Regions from separate parts of the Mus musculus genome. Here region 2 is linked to region 1. Evidence: chromatin contacts called from ENCODE Hi-C or POLR2A ChIA-PET data. All regions are on one chromosome and are shown on one strand. The core of a region is the stretch at or near the end of the contact, and the rest is flanking DNA. Distances in the headings are between cores, read along the strand shown. Region 1 overlaps Foxo3 (forkhead box O3). Region 2 overlaps Foxo3 (forkhead box O3).

Region 1 (6,134 bases), core at 1,216-3,715:
TGCTCCCTCCCTGCCTTTCCCGAGAGTGTAGCTGATTGTACCCACAGGTTGGCATATACTCCAGGGCTCCCCAAAAGCACATCACTTCTGAAATAACAAGATATCGGAGAACAGGTTTTTTGAGTTGTGCCATCCAGTTGAGCTGAAGACAGTTGTGTCTGTGTGGAGCTCAAGCCGGCAGAGTTCACAGGAAGGGAGCGAGTGTTAGCCGGAGCAGGAATCTGGCTTCCTGGATTTGAGCTGTGGGCTGTCATGTCAGGTTGAACCCACTACCCAGCACCCCCACGCCCATCCCTTCAGTGGTTTCTGCTGCTTTGATGCCAGAAGAGGAGCAGCCACGTTTGCAACACTAATGCAGTTTCTCCTGGAGGTTCTGATTGAGCTTAAGCAGAGCACCCTGCCTGTTCTCACTTGCAGGCAGAAGACATCATATTTTAAGATTCACGTAATTTTGAAGCAGGCTAATCTTTCTCTCTGGCTTAATAATAGGCTAATTAGATGTTTTAAATAGTATAAAGTGAGGTCCCTGTTTCAGATTAAGCCTCGTCCTAGCAGTCCAGGGTACTTGGAGACATTTGCCCGATGTGTCTGGCATGAGGATCTGTGGTACCATACCAGCTCTTCGAGGACCTGATTTTAGACCTCCCACGGACAGCCAGGTAATACTGCTTGGACTCAGTCAGTGGCTAGTTTCCCTCGGCACAGAAGCTACCATATACGGGAAGTGTTTGTAGCTCAAGCCCTTTGGTCCCTGTTGGTGCAGCCTCTCTCCTCAGTGGGTTTGGTAATTGGGAAAACACATGGTAGAAGAACTTTGGAGTTAGCCAACAGGCTGGATTCGCAGCACCAAGGCTCACCGGACACACTCTTAAACTTTCTTCTCTCTCAGCTTCCTGCTTGTGGGGAAAAGAAAATAAGATGAGATGTGTCAGGGACTCCTGGCAGGCAGTGAGCACATGTTCTTCCTTCAGATTGCAGTAAAATACACACTGCTGTGAGTTTCCCTTCGTGTGCACTTGCTTGGCGCCAAGGTTTGTTACTTGTGATTTCGAGTGAGTCTCTAAGTAGTGAAGGCCCCATAGCCTTGCAAGATGAACTAAAAGGAAGCTCTATCTCAGCTAGATCTCAGCTGCATCTACCAGGCCTTGCACCACCGACTGGCTGGTCTATGCCCTGTCAATTTGTTGGTCTCCCCATCCCTCTACTAGAACCTTCCGTCTGCGTCAGCATGTGCTATCTCCTAATACCCTGGATGAGACCGAGAACTCGCAAGCAACCTCAGTGCCATTCCAGACTTACCCAGTGGGCGCTTACTGCACAGCACAGCACTCGTGAGGCCCTCACCTCCCTCTCACAGCTCACTCACCTTAAAAGTGCAGCTCAGACCAGTCCTGTGGCTTCTGCACCCTTCCCACAGAGCCAGTGATTAGATGACAGCATTCTGAGTACTCACTGTAAACCAGGTTCCATACAGGGTTGGTGGGTGGGTGGATGGATGGATAGAATGGATGGATAAGATGGATGGATGGATGGATAGGATGGATAGGTGGGTGGCTGGAGGGAGGGAGGGAGGGTTGGGTAGGTGAGTAGATAGATGGGTAAGATAGATGGATTGTGTCTTTGTCTTGTATATCCTGTACTCTCTTCCTTCAGTATACCACTGTGCTGATATTGTTTCTGGGTGACATCACCTTTATGCCTCAAGGCCAGGAGATGGTATGTTCACCTCAGCCCTGTTACCACTTACTAACTGACTGAATCCAAGTCCGGCCTTACAGTCTCATCCCCGTTTTCTTGCACTGTAAATATGGCTGCCGTTTCCCAGTGCCGTATTCCCCTGCATTGTACCAAGTGTCTAATGTCACTAAAGTGACTCTAAACCTTCTGCTGTGTCCCTGAGTTCTAGATGTGAGTTTCTAATGTCCATTTTTCATCCATTTCTATACATAGTATGTTTCCAAACTGGAAAAAGATGTAGCTTTTTTTTAAAATCTCAGGTAAAGTTTGGGTTGATAAAAATTATGTTGTTAAACACTGCAAAAATAAATTTCAAGACTGTTTTGGGATCCCTTGGCTTTGAACTCTCTAATACATCGATTTTATCTGGCTAGATAACCATGGTTTTAAAGGGAATTTCAGCAGCATGTATTTATCAAGTCTCTCATGAGAGAGGGAAACAATTTGAAAACCTCAGGGAAGAATACATTGAAGAGCAGAGTTGGCTAAAAGCTGTGGTCTAACCTGCTCTGTGGAGGAGACATGTGAACTGGGTACCTGTGGCTGTTTCCTTGGTCTGGGGCCCGGACTGTGGAGTGGGAAGTGTGAGGCCTTGGGGAGCAGGGGAGGAAGAGGGCTGGGCGGCAAGCCGTGGGTGTGGGCAGAGGTGCGAGGCTGCCAGGGATCTGTGTGTGCCGCAAGTGCAAGCTTGGCTGGAAGGAATGGAATGTTCCCTCTTGCCCTCCAAGAGCAGAAGCAGCTGTGGGACAGCTCGGTGAAAAACCAATGTATATTATCACTCTTGTATTAAAATAAAGTCCACGCTAGAAAGCCCACAGCACGGCGTGCGGCAGCATGCTGGCTGCCTCCACACTAAGGAGACTTTGCCTCCCTGCGAGGATTGTCTCCTCGGCCGCTTCTCCGGCCAGCTCTACCTAAGACAGGCGAGGGGGAGAGCAATCCTGGCTCCGCTCATCGGAGCACTGCTCTAATCCTGCTATCACTGGCTGTCTGCATGACAACGTAGAACATGCTTCCAGAGGACATCTGTGGGTAGAGAATTACTGTCAGCAAATTTAGCGGGAAGTCTTGTTTCTAGCTGGAAATACAATCCCTCTGCCAAGTTCTCAACAACATTTATTTTAGAACATCGTTGTTTTTTAAGGCCCTTTAATGGTTTAAACTTTTAAGACTGTAGACAAGGGTAAGGCTAGAAAGAGACTAACTTGTCTTCCACGTCAGAGTTGATTGCACAGTCCTTCTGATGAAGGGTTATTTACATTTTTATCCAGCTGAAAGGTTTATTTTTTGGCCACTATAGATAGTCCATATGAAAAAAATGTTTTTCAATTTCCAGGCCAGGGTTAGGCTCTGACACTCGTCTTTGTTTTCATTCATCATGGTGGTTAGTCCAGAGGAGATAGAGTCTGGAGATGAATGCAGGTGAGGGCAGAGCCAGCTAAAGGGGACAGTGACAGGGTGAGTCTAAGTCTTGGACTCCAGTGATGTCACTGGGCTGCTACCAGACCTGAGGCACTGGGAATCCGTGAGTGGGATGCTCTAGGGGGAGGGGACTTCAGTGGGTTTCATCATGACTACTCATTAGCATAACTGGGGGGACTTCAGAATACCCAGGCCCCAACTGGGCCATGGTGGTACCCTGGAGGCAGAGGCAGGTATCTCTGAGTTCAAGGCCAGCCTGATCTACACAGTGAGTTCCAGGACAGCCAGGGGTACACAGAGAAACCCTGTCTTGAAAAAACAAAAAAATTTAAAAAGTAAAATACCTAGGCCTCAGCACAGGTATTGAATCAGACCTCTGGGAAGGGACATGGGGGAGGAAAGTCTACCCTGGGAGTCTCAAACAGGCAGCCAGACTGCAGAATTACTAACGAGTAGAAACCTGGAGTCTCGACTGAAACCTTTGACAGGCCCTGTCCGCCCAGCCAGCGTTTCCTGTAGCTGCCTCTGTATGTGGCATGTCAGCCTCTGCGGCCTCAGAGCTGTCCACGCAGCCATTGCCACCCGTAGGTCACCAGGAGCAAATAGTAGAATCCAGGCATCGAACAGCTTCGTTCTAAATAGCCAGTGCCCTCGCATCAAACGCTGAGGCAAACTTAAAACATGGGTTCTGCATGAGAGGCGGATGAAGACTGCTGGAGACGAGCCATCTGCAGTGTCTCCCGAGTCTAGTGGGCAGTGACGGGCTCATATGTTGACAGCCATTACACATTTGGTCTCTCTCTCTCTAGACAGCCCAGAAAATAAAAAAGAGGGGGAGGGGGAGGGGGAGGAGGAATTAGAATTGTCTTTGCAAAAAAACAAAAACAAAAACAAAAAAAAAAAAAAACAGGGCTTTTAAGAGTTAAATTGCACAACCTTTTTATTTTTAAAGTGGGTAGATTTCTCCTTGCTGTTGCTGGGAAAGATAAATTGGAACCACATGTTGCTTCCAGACAAACCCTCTCTGTGTTCCAGGGAAAGCATGCGCAGCTGGTGTCTGGGTTAGCAGAGTTTCCACAAGGTAAACATGGCTTGGAAGGAGCTGAGGTAGATGCAGGAGCTGAGGCAGATGCAGTGAGCAGCCGCTAACAAGTGTCTAGTTTCTGGCACTGCACCCTAAAAAACTTTTACAAGTTTGTGATCCTTTCTTGGAAGGCACCGCCCTCTCACCTTTTGACTCAAAAGCACACGATGCTCAGAAAACAGTAAGCTAGGGTCCGAGATGTCTGACTATGAGATCTGCTGTTGAGACTTGTGCTTGGCACTCGGCTAGGGAGCATTGCGTGCCGCACATCATAGCCTCCTCGCAGGGATCCCAGACATAGAGCGCGTTTGCTCCTGCCTTCTCCAGAGGGGCAGTTGAGGTCCCCATCACAGCACTGGGCCTGTCTCCTCCATGGCTACCTTCCCTGGCTTGCTGTCCTACCCACCCACTCTGTAAATGAGTGGTGAGATTCTCTGCAGCTCTAGGCAGCTTCTTGCCGACTCCAGTCCTGTTTTGAATCCACCTGTCTTCATCATGATTTGGCATAGTTAAGGGTCATGGACACCTTAGCCTCTGCAGTGAATGCATTTTGCAACAGAGAATTGTTCATTACATGAAGAAAATAATTATCCAATCGTAACCAGTGCAGTCACCTTTATGTTAATGTCCTCTGGGTGGGTCGGGCAAAGGTGACCCACACGGTGCAGTCAGCATGCCTGGAACATCAATCCCAGCAGGTTGCCTCCTCCACACACCTATTGCATGTCTCCTGGAAGGTTGGCCACGAATTGTGGCCACAGTCACATTTGCCAGCGTGGTTACTAATTAACCACATCACTGAAGAGGCGTAACACAGAAAGACAGGGGCTGTTCTCAGCTTTGCCCCCTTGGACGAACTGTAGGGGTTTCTCGAGGCTTTATAAATGTTTGTTGGAGCTGAGGAAAGTCAGCATGGCTGCATGAGAAGTGACAGTTTCTCACAGACTCTTGGCCTAGATAACTGGAGCTGCTTACGAGGTCTGGATGGGCGGCTTCTGGGCAGCCTCGGTAACTGACTGTGGTGACGGGATGGCCAAGCAAAACGCATGGTTTTCTAGCCAAGAGAACTTCATGGTGGGCTTCAAGTGTATGTGTGATATAAGTGTAGGGTTAGAAAACCCGTACTTGACAGAACTAGAGTTTCGTCAAACCATTGTTCATTACCTTCAGTTACCTTTCTCCACATAAAGTAAAACCTCAGAAATTCAGCTCATGTCTTATGATAGTAACATAAATTAGTGGGAAGCCACAGTTTGGGGAGGGCTGGTTGGTTTGTTTTGTTTTCCAATATGGGTTTGTTTGTTTTTTTTCTCTGTGTAGCCCTGGCTGTTCTGAAACTCTGTCTGTAGACCAGGCTGGCCTTGAACTCAGAGATCCCCTCCCCTCTCTCCTCTTCCTCCCAATTGCTGGGTTTAAAGGCCTGGGCCACCACCTCAGTCCAGCACAGTAGGTTTTTTTTTTTTTTTTTTTTTTTTTGAGACAGGGTTTCTCTGTGTAGCCCTGGCTGTCCTGGAACTCACTCTGTAGACCAGGCTGGCCTCGAACTCAGAAATCCACCTGCCTCTGCCTCCCGAGTGTTGGGATTAAAGGCAGTAGGTTATTTTTTAATGGTGGTTTTCCTGAGATTGAATTGGGGAGGACCCTGTGGTCTTACAGGACCTTGCTTTTCACTTGGTACTCGGGAAGGTGTAGAGAAGAACATCTCAGTGCGGATGGTTTACCCAGCTCTTCTCCTCTCTCCCTTCCTTTCTGCCTTCTTTCTTTAACTTTTCTGTTTTCAATAAAACTGAGGTGGCAAAGCTAGCCATTGGACTTCTGAACCCATAAATACATTTATGGCTGGCATCTGCCCTGCCAGGTATTTGGACGGTAATGGACTGGTGAGCTGTGG
Region 2 (6,134 bases), core at 2,482-4,981, 46 kb before region 1:
AAGAACCCTGGCCAACCACAGAAGCCCTCTAATGAGAGGCAGAAGGCACAAATCTTGAAGCACATTCCTGTATGGAGTCCCTAAGCCAGACCTATTTGACATAAGAAGCTTGGGTCCCTGATCTCTGTTGTGGTTCTTGTTTGGCAGTTGTCTTTGCCAGAATATCCAAACCTTGGAGAATCTTGGCTGGCTTACTGTCCCAGATTCTGGACTGCGGGTTTCCCAGTCAGGGTTTGCATTCTGCTGAAAACCCTTACAACCCAAAGCCTCAGAGGTCTCAAAATAACCCAGTGCAGGGGTTTCACGCCGCTTGACCTGTGCGCATGTACACAGAGCTGTTTAGAACTCAGGTGGAGTGGGGTCATGACTCTGCAAGAGACTGTATGCCATTCCCCAACCCCCCAGCACTTCAGCAGAGAGAGGCTAGCTGCTTTTCCTGAGACAGTCAGGAGCCTCTCAAGGTGTGCCCCATGCATTTCTCCATTCACAGATGTCTTTCTGCCTCCCATTAGATAGAGGCTTAGAGGCTATTCAGGGCACATTAAGAGGCTATCATTGTTATTCTGTTAGCCTGCAGCCTCCTCTCTGGTTTTAGTAGGATGAAAGTCCAAACCACTTTAAATACACGTTGGACTCAGTATCATCTAAACTCCAGAGGCTTCTGCAGAGAGGGGATGTGTTAGCCCTGGCTTCAGTGCCTTTCCTGTGTGTGGCTCCTGCCCTCAGGTGTCCTTCCAGGGTGTGTGTCGGAAAGATGGGGGAACAGATGTTTGGTTTCATCTCATCCCCTCCCCATTTTCTTAGCAGCTTGCCACAAATGTTGAAGAGATCTGCCATTCCTGTGTGGGTTCATCCTATGGAAAGCAAAGAGCCCTTTCCCACCAAGGTGGTGTCGATTTCAAACTTAATTTGCTGCTGCCGCTGCCTTATACCATGGCAACTTGGAGAAAGGTTTGCTGCTGAGTGATGGAGCTGAAGAGCCAAGGGCTGTATAGTCTTGAAGAGATGCTGGAGTCGGGTTAACTTGGTCAGGACAGACAGATCTGCTTTGACCTTTGAACTGCCTCTGAGTGACAGCGGTTTCCCAGCAGCAATGTGGCAGGTTTTCTCTTAATACATCTTAAGGAAAACACTGATGTAAGAGATGCAGTCCTCATTTTGGGAATTTGATTGTCTAAGGTAGCGATCCAGTCCATTTGAGCATTCTTCTGTGGTTTCCGTACTTGCTTTATAATTCCTTTTCTGGCATCCTGGGAGTTTGATTGGGTGTGTATGGATTCAGACGTCAGTGCCTGAGTCTTAGCTGGGAAGCAGTATGGGTCAGGGAGGAGCCTGCTAATGGGTGGGCAGACAGGAACTAGGAGAGTTGGGGAGAAGACTAATGCTTGCTGAGGGGGAAGCTGGGGTGACTGGGGTGTGGTGGCACTCAGCACCGGCACCGGCACTCAGTAGGGCCACAGTAGGTGACAAGACCATGATGTAGGAGGCATCCAGAAAATGGCCCAGGAGCTGGTGTGGGTTCGATTCATTTCTTGATATTGAGCACTATCCTTTCAATAACCCTGGAACCCAGTAGTTAACTTTTTCTCCGGCAGTTCTTTTTATTATTAATTAAACTGATACATTCCAAATCCTTCTCCCCTCTCCCAGTCCCCCCTCACAGAGTTCTTATCCACATACTTCCTCCCCTTTCCCTCTGAGAGGGTGCCCCCCCCACTCCCTGACCCCCACATTCCCCTCCCTGAGGCATGGAGTCTCTACAGGATTAGGCACATCTTCTCCCACTGAGGCCAGACAAGACAGTCCTGCTACATCTGTGCCAGAGGCCTCAGACGGTCCGTGTATGCTCTTTGGTTGAATAGTGAAGAAAGTGAGGCCGGGAGCTGGGTCTTGTCTGTGCTTGAATTGGTTGGTGTTTGGTGGGTCCTTGGCCAGACACCCCTGGCTTGTAAGTGGTATTTGACTATAGGTCCAGTGTCTACCCTGCACTCCATGATCTTCCTGCTTATATAGGGCAGGAAGGGACTCTAGATGGCAGGAGGGTCTGGGCAAGAGGGGTCCCAGGCTGCTCACGGAGGGAAGTCAGATATAGGGCTAGGTGAGCGTGGTATCAGGTAGCATTTCCTCTGGATAGCTGTCCTTCCTAATATCTAATATCTGCTGTTTACAGTGAGGCAGAGGAGTATCTCATAATTTAAGATTTTTAAGCTACATTAACAGAGAGAAAGGCCCTAAATTCTACCAGTCTGCTCATCCATTGCATTGCCACGACCCCATTTAATAATGCATTGTGTTGTTTTTAAACTGATAAATTCAATAAAGGCAAATAGAATATGTCCTTTAAAGCAAGTTATTTTAAATTATTAATACTCATTTTATAGCCTATGTGGTGGCTCATGTCTCTTACCCAGCACTCAGGGGATTGAGGCAGAAGTTTTCTGAGTTCTAAGTCAGCTTAGGCTACATAAGTCAATTTCCAGTCAGTCTGGGCTATAGGGTGAGACTTGATTTCAAAGAAAGAAAAAAATTCATTTTGTGAATTTCTCAGCGCTTGGCTTGTTCCTTTTGCTAGTTTGTTGATTGGATTGCGTTGACTGGATTGGTTTTTTTTTTTTTCCCATTAAATTATATTAAAAAAATTAAGATTTAAAAAAAGATAAATTGAGGTTGTTGAACAGTTAACTATCTTTAATGAGCTGCTACATTTTATAATTTTTAACGAATGGGTTATTTTACTATTCCAGACATTCAGTTGTGTGTGGATAGCTTTACAGGCGTGCATTTGTTATATAAAACCACACATGTGCCAATGTGTAGACATGCCTTCTTCCCTCTCTCTCGTCAGTTCTGCTGCTTTTACAGTCCCCAGTTTTAAGAAAGAAAAAGCAGGGGCTAAGATGGAGCTTCAACTGTAAAAAGGGCCACAGAGCACACTGCTGCAGTGCCCTGCTGACCAGGAACAGTAGGCTGTACGTTCACCAAAGTAGCTTGGCTCGGCCTTGCCTTGACACCAGGGCCTCAGGGTCAGGGTGTGTGTGTGTGTGTGTGTGTGTGTGTGTGTGTGTGGCTTAGCGGGGGGGCCTTCTGGTGTGCTGGGGGAGGAAGGTAAACAGACTGGCTACCCCCCTGCTCACTGTCGTGTCTCCTGACTTAGATGTAGAGAAGAATAAAGGAGAGCTTAATGCTTTTGCTGGACTGCGATGAAGGTGCCTCACTCGGTCCCTGAATGTTTATAATGTGACCAGATTGCTGTGGGCTTTACAGCAGCATGTGTGCAATGCATGTTCTTCAAGGACTTTCCTCTGAGCCTTTCCTTGGGTCTGCTTTGAGTTTGAGAGGGTAGGAGGGGTTCACCATAAATCTGATCTGAGGAGAAATGGATGGCTTTCGGGAGTCCACTGTGGCCTGGTCCACAAGAAGCTCTTTCCTCTGATCCCGTTTTATTTCAGAAAAGGATTGGTTTATTTTTTGTTTGTTTGTTTGTTTGTTTTGTTTTGTTTTGTTTTTAAGCCAGCTAAATGGCAGAGAGAAATATAGGCTGTACTTTTTGTAATTTTTCTTGGTCACAGGCAGCCCACAGTTAAGAGCCTGGTGATGTAAGCTCGCAATCCAGGGGTTCTGGAGTCTCTGCCAGGCCAGGCTCTGGCTGCCCCGGGCTCCGCAGACACAGGCATGACCTGGATCTTTGTTTACTTCCTTTCCAAGTGCTGGGGACATTCAGTTCTAAGAAGGACTGTGTGCTTGCACAAACACTCCTGCCAGCCTCTCAGGCCTTGGTTCCCGCCTGTCTTGGAAAGCGCACCGTCCCTCAGGCAGGCCTTTACTCTTAGAGTGCACTCTGCAGGATTCTAGTCCAGGCTTGCAAGCTTCTCTCTGCCTCTGGTCTAGGCTGGAACCTCAGCTGCAGCTGCCATTACATCAGGCAGGGCTTGCTGCTCCGTAGTGTGGGCTTTTGGAAAGCAGGGCTTTCCCTATGCGCAGTGTTGACTTCCCCGGGTCTGAGGCAGAGCCTCCCTGTTGCTGGTGCGAGTGAGTTTCCAAATGATTCTTTTGTAGTTTCATGATTAAAACAAAAGCATTGGCTGTTGTCAGGATAATACTGCAAAAGCAAGCAGGAGTTTTTGTTTTGTTTTGTTTTGTTTTTTTAACCTTTCATCCTCTGTTGTGTTACTGGCATTATGAGTTTCATACTTCATCATGTTCCGTATGGTACTGTAAGCCTTAACTATTAGTGTGCATACAGCATGGGCACATAGGTACATAAAGTTACTACGAAGACAGGGATTCACTATCAGGATTTAATTTAAATTCTCTTTAGAGGAATAATAATCACACTTGGGGAAAGAAAAGAAATGCATTTATTTAGAGGATGCAGCAACCAGGAGTCATGAATGAGGAATTGAGACATACTTTGTCGGATGTGTTGCTCACAGAATCTGTTTTGGATCAGAAACCCTCCAACTTTTCCCCGTTTGGTATTGGAACTTGTGGCTCATTTATGAGTGTGGCGTTGCAGTGTTCACACTGCTGGGAACCTTGGAACTCGTTCTAGCTCAGCCTTCCGTTTGGACAGAGAAGCTGCAGTGGGCTCAAGAATGGCGGGATGCCTTGGGAGCAGAGTGGTCGGGATCAGAAGATACCACAACCCCCCCCCCCCCCCTTAACCGTTAGAAGGAAGGCTGGCTTGCTGTGCTTGGGGCTGTGGGCGTTGGGAATGAAGATGGAGCCTGGAGTACTAGATTGTGTTATTTACAAACCTCAGTGGAGCTGGGGCTCATGTTTACAGCTGTTAGGGCTCTTTCAAATGAAATTTATTATTTTAGTATTGTTGAAATAATTATAAATAAAATAGCACTGATCATAAAGAATGTTTGGAGGAGAAAAGGAAGAGTGACATTAAGTTAAAGGTGGTCCGTTTCCCTTTGAGTGCCAGTGTAGACAGGCAGCCATCCTAAAACATAAGTGTCATGTGAGGCTTGTGGCTTATCTTTCTCCACTGGAGATCTCTGAGGTCTTGCATGATATGGCAGTTAAACAATCTTTACATGGCTGTTCATTTTCTTTGCTAAACAGGACTTCTCAGGGCAGTTCTGACTCAAGAGAAATTCCATTATATCCTTCTGATGGCAGGCAATATAGAAGCCAGTGTGAAATCCCGAATCCAGGGGAGCCAGGCAGAGTGGGAGGGCCAGAGCCCACGAAACTGAAGTCCCGAGTTCACTCTGGTCAGGCATGCAAGCTGCACTTGAAAATTACTTGGTCACAGTTACCTCTGAGTTCTCCGGCAGCTTGAAATAGCCCCCTTGAGTTAGCAGTAAACTAAACTTTCAGGTTATCAAGGTCGTCTCCTCCACACCACCCCCCCCCCCATGATTGGGCAGATTATTCTTTAGGGAGGCAAAGCAAAATCAAGCAATGTTCAGAAGCCTGGAATGGGCCTTGCAGTTATGCAGAAGTACTTCTGGCATCAGCTACCTTGCAATAAAAACAAAACAGTATCTGTCCAGACTTGATGTACACCCTTTTAAAGCACCATCAAGAAAAGGCTGGGGAAAGCACGGTGTGATAATATAAAGAGAACAGTCCTCAGCAGGGTAATATGAAGCAAGCCACCGACCCGGAGCATGGACAGAGCTCAGAAACACACTGACAGAAATGTCTGAGGTGGTGGGATACGGCTCCTGGATCTGCTTCTGAGAGATCCTAGGAAGCTGGAGCTAACCATGGCAACAGACAGTAGGTCTGTGGTTGCCAGGGGTGGGGTGGGAGATGGCTGGTTGCAGTAAAGGCATACATGCATCTTGTGGGGAGAAATAAAATCCAGTGTGTTATTGTGGTGGTAGCTGCGCTGGCGTGTGTAACTACAGGCCTACAGTGTTTACTTTCTGTTTGTATGAATTATACCCCATAAAGCTGATCTAAAATGAAAGAAAGTTTAGAAATGGGATTTCTTTGTGTAACTGAAGAAGTAGTGTTTTAAGACTGTTTATTGCAGGGGAGTCATCCCTTTCCTACAGGGTCAGCTGGCTTGTGCTCACGGGTCTATTTTAACTTTATTTGTTACCATGATTTAAATAGTCTTTCTTCTCCATTCACTTATAGTCCTTACTAAGTAGTAAGCAAGAATGTAGCTT

The links. A loop is a pair of places that touch in the nucleus more often than their neighbours do. ChIA-PET counts read pairs that join two places held with the same protein, here RNA polymerase II (POLR2A).
Region 2: a loop to region 1 is called in a map of heart, with 3 times the contacts of the local background. The contact joins two enhancer-like sites. A Hi-C loop is called at or near these places in 6 of 37 maps with a recorded cell type or tissue (gastrocnemius, heart and regulatory T cell). POLR2A ChIA-PET finds 5 or more read pairs at or near these places in 3 of 5 experiments (Patski and embryonic stem cell).

Annotation. Positions count from the first base shown.
Region 1 is chr10:42,201,567-42,207,700 of GRCm38, reverse strand. The region is part of intron 2 of Foxo3 (forkhead box O3); the gene reads left to right. Among named protein-coding and RNA genes, the nearest start is that of Gm38485, 70 kb to the left of the region's middle. Within about 2 kb of position 2,465, at least 2 of the 3 ENCODE cell types and tissues checked have a DNase peak (open chromatin) inside an H3K27ac peak, as active enhancers do; they include heart, where a contact is called at or near this core.
Region 2 is chr10:42,249,023-42,255,156 of GRCm38, reverse strand. All of the region lies in intron 2 of Foxo3 (forkhead box O3), which reads left to right. The region is part of intron 1 of Gm38485 (a long non-coding RNA gene); the gene reads left to right. Among named protein-coding and RNA genes, the nearest start is that of Gm38485, 23 kb to the left of the region's middle. Within about 2 kb of position 3,731, at least 3 of the 3 ENCODE cell types and tissues checked have a DNase peak (open chromatin) inside an H3K27ac peak, as active enhancers do; they include heart, where a contact is called at or near this core.